3 separate regions of the Homo sapiens genome follow, and regions 2 and 3 are each linked to region 1. A link is an interaction called in ENCODE POLR2A ChIA-PET data of the cell type or tissue named here. Cell type or tissue: GM12878. All regions are shown on one strand.

Region 1 (4,000 bases):
ACAAAAGTTAGCTAGGCATGATGGCATGTGCCTGTAATCCCAGCTACTTGGGAGGATGAAGCATGAGAATCACTTGAGCCCGTGAGGCAGAGGTTGCGGTGAGCTGAGATTGTGCCACCACACTCCAGCCTGGGCAACAGAGTGAGACTCTGTCTCAAAAACGAAAAACCAAAAAACAGAAAAGGCTGGGCACGGTGGTTCATGCCTGTAATCGCAGCACTTTGGGAGGCCAAGGCAGGAGGACTGCTTGAGCCCAGGAGTTTGAGACCACCCTAAGCAACATAGCAAGACGCTGTCTCTACAAAATATTTGAAAATTAGCTGGGTGGAGTAGTGTGCACCTGTAGTCCCAGCTACTAGGGAGGCTAAGGTGGGAGTATCACTTGAGCCCAGGAGGCTGAGGCTGCAGTGAGCTGTGATCACACCACTGCAATCCAGCCAGGGTGACAGAGCAAGACCCTGTCTCAAAAAAAGAAAAAAAAATTAAAAGGAAAAATTAGGTTAAAGGTACTAACTATAAAGCTTTTTCCATCCTTTAACAATTTCTCAACTGGTCGTGGTTTTAAATTTTGCTACTTAATGCCATTCTAAGTAAAGTAAAATTGTTAGCATGAATTTTATTATTCATTTTCATATTGTGTAATGATCATTTTATTTTTTTGAGACAGAGTTTCGCTCTTGTTGCCCGGGCTGGAGTGCAGGGGTGTGATTTCAGCTCACTGCAACTTCCGCCTCCCAGTTTCAAGAGCTTCTCCTGCCTCAGCCTCCTGAGTAGCTGGGATTACAGGCGTGCGCCACCAAGCCCAGCTAATTTTTGTATTTTTAGTAGAGACAGGGTTTCACCATGTTGGCCAGGATGGTCTCGAACTCCTGACCTCAAGTGATCCAACCTGCCTCAGCCTCCCAAGGTGCTGGGATTACAGGTGTGAGCCACCAGGCCTGGTGTAATGATCATTTTAAATACAAACATAAGAGCCTTTACCTCTTATGTGAAATTAGAAATTACAGAATTGATATTTGTGTCTCATACACACAAGTATTTTGTTCTTACCAGGGGAGTGGAAACTCTGCACAAAAGTAACTCCACTTTTATTTGAGACAGAGTCTCGCTCTGTCGCCCAGGCTGGAATGCAGTGGTGCAATCTCGGCTCACTGCAGCCTCCACCTCTCAGGTTCAAGCAATTCTCCTGTCTCAGCCTCCTGAGTAGCTGGGATTACAAATGTGTGCCACCACAGCCAGCTAATTTTTTTTTTTTTTGGTATCGTTAGTAGAGACGGGGTTTCGCCATGTTGGCCAGGCTGGTCTGGAACTCCTGGCCTCAAGTGATCCGCCCGCCTCAGCCTCCCAAAGTGCTGGGATTACAGGCGTGAGCCACTGTGCCTGGCTGAGATGACAAATAGGATGAAGTCTTGGGGTGTTTCGAAGGAAAAAAAATGGGGTGAGAAAGGAATAAGAGGTGGCTTTGAGTATATCATCTACTACAAAATACTGGAAAAAGGCTGGTAGAAACTCAGTGACTTTAAAATTATCTTTAAGCAAATGCCTGAGAAAGGCAAAAGTCTAAAGAAATGATGGTCACTTTTTCCAGAAGTGCTTAAAGAATTGAAATGCTCCTTTGAGGCAAAGGGGACAGTCATTCTGCTTAATTGCATCTTCAGGCTTGAACAAGGTATCATCTAGGACAGTAGGTTTTAAATTTTTTTTAATGCAACCCACAGTAAGAAATAGACTATACAGGCCAGGTGCGGTGGCTCAGGCCTGTAATCCCAGCACTTTGGGAGGCCGAGGCGGGCAGATCACGAGGTCAGGAGATCGAGACTATCCTGGCTAACACGGTGAAACCCCGTCTCTACTAAAAATACAAAAAATTAGCCGGGCACGGTGGTGGGCACCTGTAGTCCCAGCTACTCGGGAGGCTGAGGCAGGAGAATGGTGTGAACCCGGGAGGTGGAGCTTGCAGTGAGCCAAGATAGCGCCACTGCACTCCTGCCTGGGCGAAAGAGCGAGACTCCGTCTCAAAAAAAAAAAAAAAAAAAAAAAGAAATAGACTATACATAATAACCCAATCATACACACATATAGAAAGTCCCATGAAACAATATACTTACTAATATGATGCATTCTGAAATTTTCTATTTCTTTTTTTTTTTCTTTTTGTAATGCTGGTTGTAACTCACTAAATTGATTTCACAACCTGCCCATGGATCTCAGCCTGCAGTGTGAAACACAGTAACCTAGGGAAAATGAGTCTAGATGGCTTTTACCAAGGGTAGTGGAAGTGGGGCCCACATTGTGAGAAATACAACCATAAGTAAAAAGTGCTAAATGGCCTCTCTTTAACCAGAGACCACAGTCTGTAACTTCCCCTGCTTTCAGTGGTTACCTCTGGGTTTCCCCTGTTGTGATTTATAGAAAATGACTATCACTTTGGAATTGAGCTGGTGGATTTCTACAAAGATTCTTGGTATTTCATGGTTATTTTCTGATGTAGAGCAAGACTTCATGTGAATGAAAGCAGATTCATTTTGCCTTTCTTGCTTGGGTACCCCAGGCTGATGTGGAATAAAAAATTGTTGGGTGATTTCTCTTACATTTCTGCATAATGAGTGAGGGAAGTGTGTGTGTTTAATTCCGAAACCAATAAACTGGGTTGCCAGAAAATCATTGATCATAAGAAGTGTATGGCACTGAACTGACACCCTGTGCTATATGGGCCATTATTTTTCTTCATTGCAAAATCACTATTTTTTATTTATTTATTGTTTTTGAGACAGAGTTTTGCTCTTGTTGCCCAGGCTGGAGTGCAATGGCGCAATCTCAGCTCATGGCAACCTGTGCCTCCTGGGTTCAAGCGATGCTCCTGCCTCAGCGTCCTGAGTAGCTGGGATTACAGGCATGCGTCTCCATGCCTGAATTTTGTATTTTTAGTAGAGATGAGGTTTCTACATATGGGTCAGGCTGGTCTCGAACTCCCGACCTTGACCTCCCAAAGTGCTGGGATTACAGGCATGAGCCACCGCGCTCAGCCATGCAAAATCACTTTTTAAACTGTTAATATTTCATATAAGAAAGGCTTGGCTTATCTTACTGAATCTGGTTGCAAATTGTCTTAATAATCCCAGTTCTGAATAGCAACCTGCAGGGGATGGTGGCTCAGGCCTGTAATCCCAGCACTTTAGAAGGCTGATGCAGGAAGATCACTTGAGCCCAAGAGTTTGAGACCAGCCCTGGCAACATAGCGAGATTCCATCTCTACAAAAAACAACTAGCCAGGTGTGGTGGCACATGCCTGTAGTCTTAGCTGCTTGGAAGGCTGAGGCAGGAGGATCGCTTGAGCCTTGAGCCATGATCCCGCCACTGCACTCCAGCTCTGGTGACAGAGCGAGACCCTGACTCTAATGAAAAATAATAAAATGAATAACTTATGTAAGAGTTCTGCATTATTCCCCTTAATCCCTGAGTAAATCTGGCTGAAATACAGAGTTTGTGACCCTTGGGAAGTCAAAACTCTCTGTGAAGGACCCTTCAAAATACTTTTTTGCCTTTGCTCTAAAATGTTAGCTCCTAGTAGACAGGAGAGAATCATTTATTCATGTATTTAATTGGCCAGGTGTGCAAAGCACTGTATTAGTGATGGCCCTATATAGACCTTTATTATGCAGTGGTTCCCACATGTGAAAAGAGTGAATGTACCATAATCATTTAGGGAGTATTTTAATAATAAACTCTCAAAAGTTTTGCTAAACTGCAATTTTATATTGGCTGGGCACAACACAAAACAGCCCAAAGTAGATATAATTATATAAAGTTGATTTCAGCCCAGCCCAGCCCAACTTTCCACAGTCAACTTGAAATTTTCTCACTGTTACTAACTGGTGTCTTTCAAACCCATGTCCAAGGTTACGGGTGGGAGTGGTAGAGAATTGTCACTAGCTCTGCCGCCTATTGAATTGCTTCTGTGTCTAGGATTTAGCAGTTCCTGTCCCAGACTGGGGCCTGA
Region 2 (4,000 bases), 310 kb before region 1:
GAGGCAGAGGTTGCAGTGAGCTGAGGTCGCGCCACTGCAATGTAGCCTGGGCAAAAGAGCAAGACTCCGTCACAAAAAAAAAAAAAATACAAAATAATAAAATTAGTGATGGCAATGAACACTGTCTGAAAGAAAACAAAAACAACAACAAAAAAACACTGCCTTAAAAAGGTAGCTAAATCTCAATATTACTTTCCATTTATGAAGTCTTAAGCTATATAATAAAATGCACAAATTTTAACAAACATACTATTTTTAGCTCAGTCCTACTAATTTTAACATATCATTAACCCACGGAAAACAGGGCAGTGCTCTGGAAGTGGCTATAAGGACAACCGCAGCCTCTAACAGTAACAGGACAGCTGTCAGTAACGTGTAGCCCGTGTAATCAAAACACAGCTACTAGCCTACTGTCTGGAGAAAGAATGCTTCAAACTTTTCCACAAGGAGTTTTCTTTGACTGACGAAAATTTGTTGGTTGGTAAGATAGAAACTGGCCAAGGACAGGAGAATAGCCACAGAGCTATTCTGGGTCTACCATACCTTACAGTAATTAAAACATACTAAAACCTCTTCATTACTAGATGCTAATTATTTAATTAGAAAATACAGTTAATCCTCATTATTCATGGATTCCATATTTGCAAATTCACCTACATGATAAACTTTGTGACACCAAAAATCAACACTCCTGGTGCTTTCAAGGCCATTCATGCTCATTTGCAGAGGGGCAAAAATTTGACTCATCCAATACAGTTCACCTCCAGCTGAGATGGAACAAAGGACACTCTGCCTTGGTTCAGCTCTCATACCAGACCAGAGGATAGAGAAGGAGGATGGGGAGTCCATCATACTGCAAGAAACTCTGACTCTGGGGCCAGCTGGACAGGGCTAAAATTCCAACTCTGGCACCAGTTAGTGCGACAGCCTTAAGCAAGTCACTTAACACTTCTGAACTTTATTTCCTCTTTCATAAAATAAATAGAATATACTAGAATGAGGTTTTCTAAAAGGACCGTCTATGTGACATATACATATATGCATATATTTCCCCCAGCAAGGGTTCAGTGTTCACTAATTCAGTGTTTGGGGTGACTTAAGTACTTAACTGCCACAAATAATGAGTATCAACTGTGTAAGTTATATGACATATATATAATTGCCAAACACATTGTCATATATATAAATTATATGACAAAACCGAAGCAAGTATAGTTTCTTTACCAATAATGAAATCACAAGATTTTGTATTTTAGAAAAATAAATAAAAAATTTGAGGTCAGTAATATAGAGTAGTGATTAAGGACATATGTTCTATAGTTAGGCTGCCTAGGTTATAAAAATTCAACTCATCATTTAAGATCTCTGTAATCCTGAGCACATTGCTTAATAACTCTGAGCCTCCACTTCCTCATCTGTAAAATAGGGATAATAATAGTGACTAACACATTAATAGGAGGATTATAAAAAATAAAACATTATTATTTACTGGAATATGTCTGGCACAAAGTAACCCTTAAATACTTGTTAGCCACTAAAATGTATCTGGTAAATATAGGCAACCAGCTTCCTTTGAAAGAAATACAATTACTTATACTTCTAAACTCAGTAACAATCCTTCTATTTATGTCTATCACTTTAAAAACATTTTCATGTTACATATTTAACTAAATTATTCAACTGTTAGTCTATCAGGAGCTTTTTCAACTCACCATTGTTGCAGCATTCCAAGCGGTTGTTGGTGCAACCTTTGGTTGCCAGTTAGATCCCCCAGTTAACTTCTTTTCACCTGGTTGACTCCAATTTACATCACTTTAAATAAACATAAGTGAGAATATTAAATGTCTCTAATTATAAAGTTTCCTTAGCTATATACTTATATAGAACAGAGTAAGATAGAGACTTGAGGCTGGGCGTGGTGGCTCATGCCTGTAATCCCAGCACTTTGGGAGGCCAAGGTGGACAAATCACTTGAGGTCAGGAGATTGAGACCAACCTGGCTAACACGGCGAAACCCCGTCTCTACTAAAAATACAAAAAAATTAGCCAGGCATGGTGGTGGGTGCCTGTAGTCCAGCTACTTGAGAGGCTGAGGCAGAAGAACGGCGTGAATCCGGGAGGCGGAGCTTGCAGTGGGCCGAGATTGCGCCACTGTACTCCAGCCTGAGCAACAGAGCGAGACTCCGTGTCAAAAAAAAAAAAAAAAGATGCAGACTTGATATCTCTACACATATTTTTGAGAGGAAAGCCAAATCAACCCTCCAAATAACACATGGAGAAAACACTAAATAACACACGGAGAAAACAATGTGTATATTAAACACTCACTTCTTAGTGGTTCCATTTCCGATGCCAAGATCTAGGAAAGGAGAAAAACAAAAAAGCATTTTATAACACGAGACGCAGTTTAATAAAACAACATAAAAGAAGATTAACGTATCCAAAGACTACTTACTGCCCACAAGGTTGGCTAAAGATGAATCCAAGTCATCAGATACTAACTTGCTAGGTGGGAGTTTGGCAACAGGAAGGTTCTGGTTCTGAGAGGCCACTGTTGGTTTGAGAAGTCCACCTAGTTCATCAAAGCCTTAAAGTTACAAACAGACGAAATAGAATTTGTAAGGAACTTTATGACGCTATGGTTTTCTAAAGGAGGTCTTTGCCTTTTCTCCTTGTTTATTCACTGGAAAAGTTATCCAAAAAATAGACATTAGTAAATGTCTTTAAATGGAAAATGAAGAAAGTCACCACTTCATACTGAATTGACTGAGAAGGCTGTATTTGCTTTGACAGAAATCATCTCTTATCTCATGACAAAATTACATTAGGGTTAAAGGGGATAAGAGAGAAGTATTATAAAAGAGAAAAAAAACAAATGTAATTCTCCTGCTAGCCCAGCAAAATTTTCTGAAGACTCACTTATATCTAAAGCAATATAGGTTAAAAAATAGCTCTCTGGAACTTTGAAAAAAGTTCCTTTTACGTTAAGAAATAAGATTTTATAGACTTTTTTTTTTTTTTTGAGACGGAGTCTTGCTCTGTCGCCCAGGTCGGACTGCGGACTGCAGTGGCGCAATCTCGGCTCACTGCAAGCTCCACTTCCTGGGTTCACGCCATTCTCCTGCCTCAGCCTCCCGAGTAGCTGGGACTACAGGCGCCCGCCACCGCGCCCAGCTAATTTTTTGTATTTTTAGTAGAGACGGGGTTTCACCTTGTTAGCCAGGATGGTCTCGATCTCCTGACCTCATGATCCACCCGCCTCGGCCTCCCAAAGTGCTGGGATTACAGGCGTGAGCCACCGCGCCCGGCCGAGACCTTTTTTTTAAAAGCAGAGAATGTAAGAGTGAACTATATCTAAGAAACTGCTAAATACTGTAATTGTATAAGCCCATCTAGTAAATGAGAACAATTCTTAAAAATGAAAATAAAATTCTTTAAGTTTTCCTCACCAAATTATAGAAAATAAAAGAAAATCCAATCAAACAAACCCTCTATGGGACTCAATAGTATGATCTAGGAATATTACAGTTTGAAAAAGAAAGTCACCAAAGATGATAGTTCACAACAATGATTGGTCTCTCTTTCCACTTTCCCAGGCAAGACAAACTAAAACCTACCGCAGCAAAAAAATATTATCATAAACCTACTAGTGCATAGAAAAAAATAAATTCTTAGTCCATACATATTCTTTATAGGCTTGCTTCTTAGTTTTTGAAGGATAACTAATTATATGTTATAAAATTAAGAACATCTCAATATATTCTCTCTAAATGGCTAAAAGTTAATTACTAACCAAAATCAAAGGCCATCCGATGGTAAGAACAGAATTATGAGTGTCAAAGTTTTACAGGCACTTCAAATTAACAAGGTATTAATGAAAACACAAAGTGGAAACCTGGTTCTACAGATCTATAAAGTTCCTTTAAGACAAATGAACCATAATAAGAATCATTCATAAAACAATAAAAAGCTCCTGTACCCACAGGCCTGATTATTTAAT
Region 3 (4,000 bases), 290 kb before region 1:
GACTTAATATGGGGGAAATTTTTACAGAAACAGCATACAAAGCAAAATAACCGAAAATAGAAAAGTAAAACATGATTAAATGTATTCCAATATATTGCAGTCTGTCACATAGAGACTTTGATGGAATAATGTCTTATAACAGGACATAGAACAATTCTTACAGACTGAAATTACTTAGAATTGTTCTTCCACAGTAATAGTCTATCTGCTTTCATATGTGACTTTAACAAGTTCAAGTAGAAACTTCAACTTGTCATTTTTAGTTGTACATGGTGTCCAGACAAAACAGGAATTGCAGTTCAGCTTCTTTGAAATGTTTAATATATTTTTATTTGGCCTTCTATAAAATTTTTAGTCTATTTAGAAAAACAACTCAGCCTTAGTTTTAAAAAGACTACTACATTTCTTTAAAAAAGGAAATAAGCTGAAACTGCTTAAATGGTCATGTTAATTCTACTAACCTTTTCTAAAGCAATTCACAATAAGGCAGAAAATAATTAAGAATCCAAAAATCAGAACATAACATTAGGATATTAAGAAACTGCTTTCTTAATCTTAATTTACTATCTATAGTTCATTCTGAAATAATTCTAAAATACTTAACTTTAAACTATTAATATCTTGTCATTTTTAGGAATTACTCTCAGATCTTAAAACTTAGCTAAATTAAACTAGCCTTCAAAGTCAATTAGTTTTTTAAATCAAGTTCAGGCTCACAAAATTACCATGAAATCTAGTGTTTTAGGGTTTTACTATCTGCTCTGTGCCCCACCTTATTCAACAAACATTTACAAACTACTTGTCGGAACAAAATATTTTAAAACCTGCCTTCACAGAGCTTACTTTCTAGGATATAGTTCCTTCAAAAAAATAATTTAAAATGTTCTTAAATTCAAATCATTAAAATAAAATGAAAAAAAGCTTTGTTTATATACTATAAAAACTCATTAGAATAATTAACTTATCTTGCTATGAGAGATAAGCCTATCACTTCAGAACTGCTTAAGGGCAGCAAACATTCTTATTGGTACAAGGGGAAAATTCTTTGACTAGCAAAATCTTTCAGGTCTTAATTAAAAAAACATTTAAAACATTTATGTCTTGACCATAAAGCTGGTCGAGACAATTATGGTCACAACATGTTCCCTGTGTGATAATACCATCTGAGTTTTATTAGAACTATATCATATACTTAACACAAAGATAAGTTATTCCCCAAAAGTTAAAAAAAAAAAATTCTACACCAAAATCGAAATAACCACCATGCATTTTCTGGTTATGGAATAAAAATTCAACATTAAAAGAATAATCTCATAGTTAAAAACACACTTGGTCCTTCCTCTTACATTTAGTTTTATCTTTATTAAATGTCATTTCATAATTTAATTGAACATAAATTCCTAAATTATTTATAATAAATGAACATACCTTCAAGGGATAAAATTGCTTCATTGCCATTTTAATACTTATCAAGTTCTCATGTATCAAGTGTAATAAAAAACTACAAATAAGTAAACACCACAGAATGAGGAGGAGAGATGCATGTAACATCTAAAATAGAATTCATCAATGCTTACCTCCCCATGTACTTGCTACCTGAGAAGCAGTTGACATAGGATGTACAGATGGGTGAAAAGTTGGCTGCTGCAAATCAAGCAGATCATTGGGCAGCTTTGATGTGCTAGAAAGATATTTTGGAAACGTGTTTTATTTACCAGAAAAACTTTGCTACTTTAGTGTCACCTTCTCCACCCACCACAGATAAAAACATTAAAAACAAGGGAGAAAAGTCTCATTAATATAAATCTCAAAAGAGGAACAGTTTCTTCATATGACAGCATATTTCTAAGGAGGCTTGGAAAAATAATCTAATATCATATCTTAAGTTTATATAAGATTCAAAGAACAGTAGCTCTTCTGAAAAGGATGAATGTCTTCCCCTAGAAAAAACTAATTTCCCTATTAAAATGAACCTAAACAACAAGATTCTAAAATACAAAATATCACAGCAATTTTAATATTTTTAATAAAACTCTTTTCTTACTTTTAATATTCACAGAACTTGAATCACATTTGCAATACACTACACAGTAAAATACTCATTAACCTCACTTCTAGTGCCTCAGTGTCCAAACTATGTATCAATGATACAGGGAAAAAATTTTACATGCATTTATGAATAGAGCCACCCCATCACACAACACACTATTTACATGATATATTTCTTTCTTCTTTTTTTTGAGACAGAGTCTCGCTCTGTCGCCCAGGATGGAGTGCAGCGGCGTGATCTTGGCTCACTGTAACCTCTGCCTCCCAGGTTCAAATGATTCTCCTGCCTTAGCCTCCCAAGCAGCTGGGACTACAGGTGCGCAGCACCGCATCCGGCTAATTTTTGTATTTTTAATAGAGACAGGGTTTCACCATGTTGGCCAGCCTGGTCTCAAACTCTTGACCTCAGGTGATACGCCTGCCTCGGCCTCCCAGAGTGCTGGGATTACAGGCGTGAGCCACTGTGCTCAGCCTCTTTTTTTGTTGTTGTTTTGCTTTTTTTGAGACAAGAGTCTCACTCTGTTGTCCAGGCTGGAGTGCAGTGATGTGATCTTGGCTCAATGCAACCTCCACCTCCTGGGTTCCAGTGACTGGCATGCCTTAGCCTCCCAAGAAGCTGGGATTAAAGGTGCATGCCACCATGCTTGGCTAATTTTTGTCCTTTAGTAGAGACAGGGTTTCACCACACTGCCCAGGCTGGCCTCGAACTCCTGACCTCAGATGATCCACCCACCTGAGCCTCCCAAAGTGCTGGGATTACAGGCGGGAGGCACCATGCCTGGCTTACATGATATATTTCTACCTCAAGACTTCTATGTAATTTTTTTTATTTGAGACAGAGTCTCGCTCCGTCGCCCAGGCTGGAGTGCAGTGGAGCGATCCTGGCTCACTGCAAGCTCCGCCTCCCGGGTTCATGCCATTCTTCTACCTCAGCCTGCCAAGTAGCTGGGACTACAGGCGCCTGCCACCACGCCCGGCTAATTTTTTATATTTTTAGTAGAGATGGGCTTTCACCGTGTTAGCCAGGATGGTCTCGATCTCCTGACCTCATGATGCGCCCACCTCAGCCTCCCAAAATGCTGGGATTACAGGCATGAGCCACCATGCCCGGCCGACTTCTATGTGATTTTAATGAACAACTCAAAACATGACCCCAGAGTGTCTAAGAATTCAAACACAGTACAGATAATTTTTTTAAGAGAAGGGGTCTGGAGGCTGGGTGTAGTGGCTCATGCCTGTAATCCCAGCACTTTGGGAGGCTGAGGCGTGCGGACTGCTTGAGTTCAAAAGTTCAAGATCAGCTTGGGCAAAATGGCGAAAAAATACGAAAAATAGTTGGGCATTGCGGAGTGCGCCTGTAGTCCCAGCTACTCGGGAAGCTAAGGCAGAGGGAATGCTTGAGCCCAGGAGGTTGAGGCTGCAGTGAGCCATGGCTGTGCCACTGCACTCCAGCCTGGGTGACAGAGTAAGTCACTGTCTCAAAAGAGAGAGAGAGATTGAGAGAGAAACAGACAAACAGACCAAGAGATGTTGCCCAGGCTAGCTTGTACGGCTGGGCTCAGGCCTTCCTCCTGCCTCAACCTCCTGAGTAGCTGGGACAACAGGCACACGCCACCACACCCAGCTCCTAATTTTTAACTTATATATTCTCCAAAATAGAATGTTTTTCTTTTTAAATGGATATACAATAATTGTACATATTTATGGGATACATATGATATTGTGATACATGCATACCATGTAATTATCAGGACATCTATCACACCTCAAACATTCATCATTTCTCTGTGTTGAGAACATTCTAAATCTTCTAGCTACTTTGATATAGGTAATACAATTGTTTTTAATTAGTAATTCTACTGTGCTATCAAACACTAGAACTTATTCCTTCTAACTGTATTTTTATAAAAAAGTTTTGAAGACATGTCTTTTAGATGTACAATAGTTGTGT

What was found. Peaks named below come from ENCODE experiments on the same cell type or tissue, not always from the same donor. Only the 100,000 strongest peaks of a DNase experiment are listed, where the experiment ranks them.
Region 2: POLR2A ChIA-PET joins it to region 1 with 5 read pairs; 2 of 35 experiments call an interaction of 5 or more read pairs at or near these places.
Region 3: POLR2A ChIA-PET joins it to region 1 with 7 read pairs; 2 of 35 experiments call an interaction of 5 or more read pairs at or near these places.

The regions. Positions count from the first base shown.
Region 1 is chr11:86,284,955-86,288,954 of GRCh38, forward strand. It overlaps a transcript of EED not described here. Among named protein-coding and RNA genes, the nearest start is that of MIR6755, 8.6 kb to the left of the region's middle. In GM12878, no CTCF peak of the experiment used is centred here; DNase peaks (open chromatin) are centred at 2,357 and 3,996; H3K27ac peaks cover 1,640 bases.
Region 2 is chr11:85,979,417-85,983,416 of GRCh38, forward strand. PICALM (phosphatidylinositol binding clathrin assembly protein) reads right to left here. Exons shown (of 20, transcript NM_007166.4): 15 at 2,456-2,587; 16 at 2,329-2,359; 17 at 1,713-1,812. Among named protein-coding and RNA genes, the nearest start is that of PICALM, 88 kb to the right of the region's middle. In GM12878, no CTCF peak of the experiment used is centred here; no DNase peak of the experiment used is centred here.
Region 3 is chr11:85,995,249-85,999,248 of GRCh38, forward strand. It overlaps PICALM (phosphatidylinositol binding clathrin assembly protein), which reads right to left. Exons shown (of 20, transcript NM_007166.4): 12 at 1,578-1,681. Among named protein-coding and RNA genes, the nearest start is that of PICALM, 72 kb to the right of the region's middle. In GM12878, no CTCF peak of the experiment used is centred here; no DNase peak of the experiment used is centred here.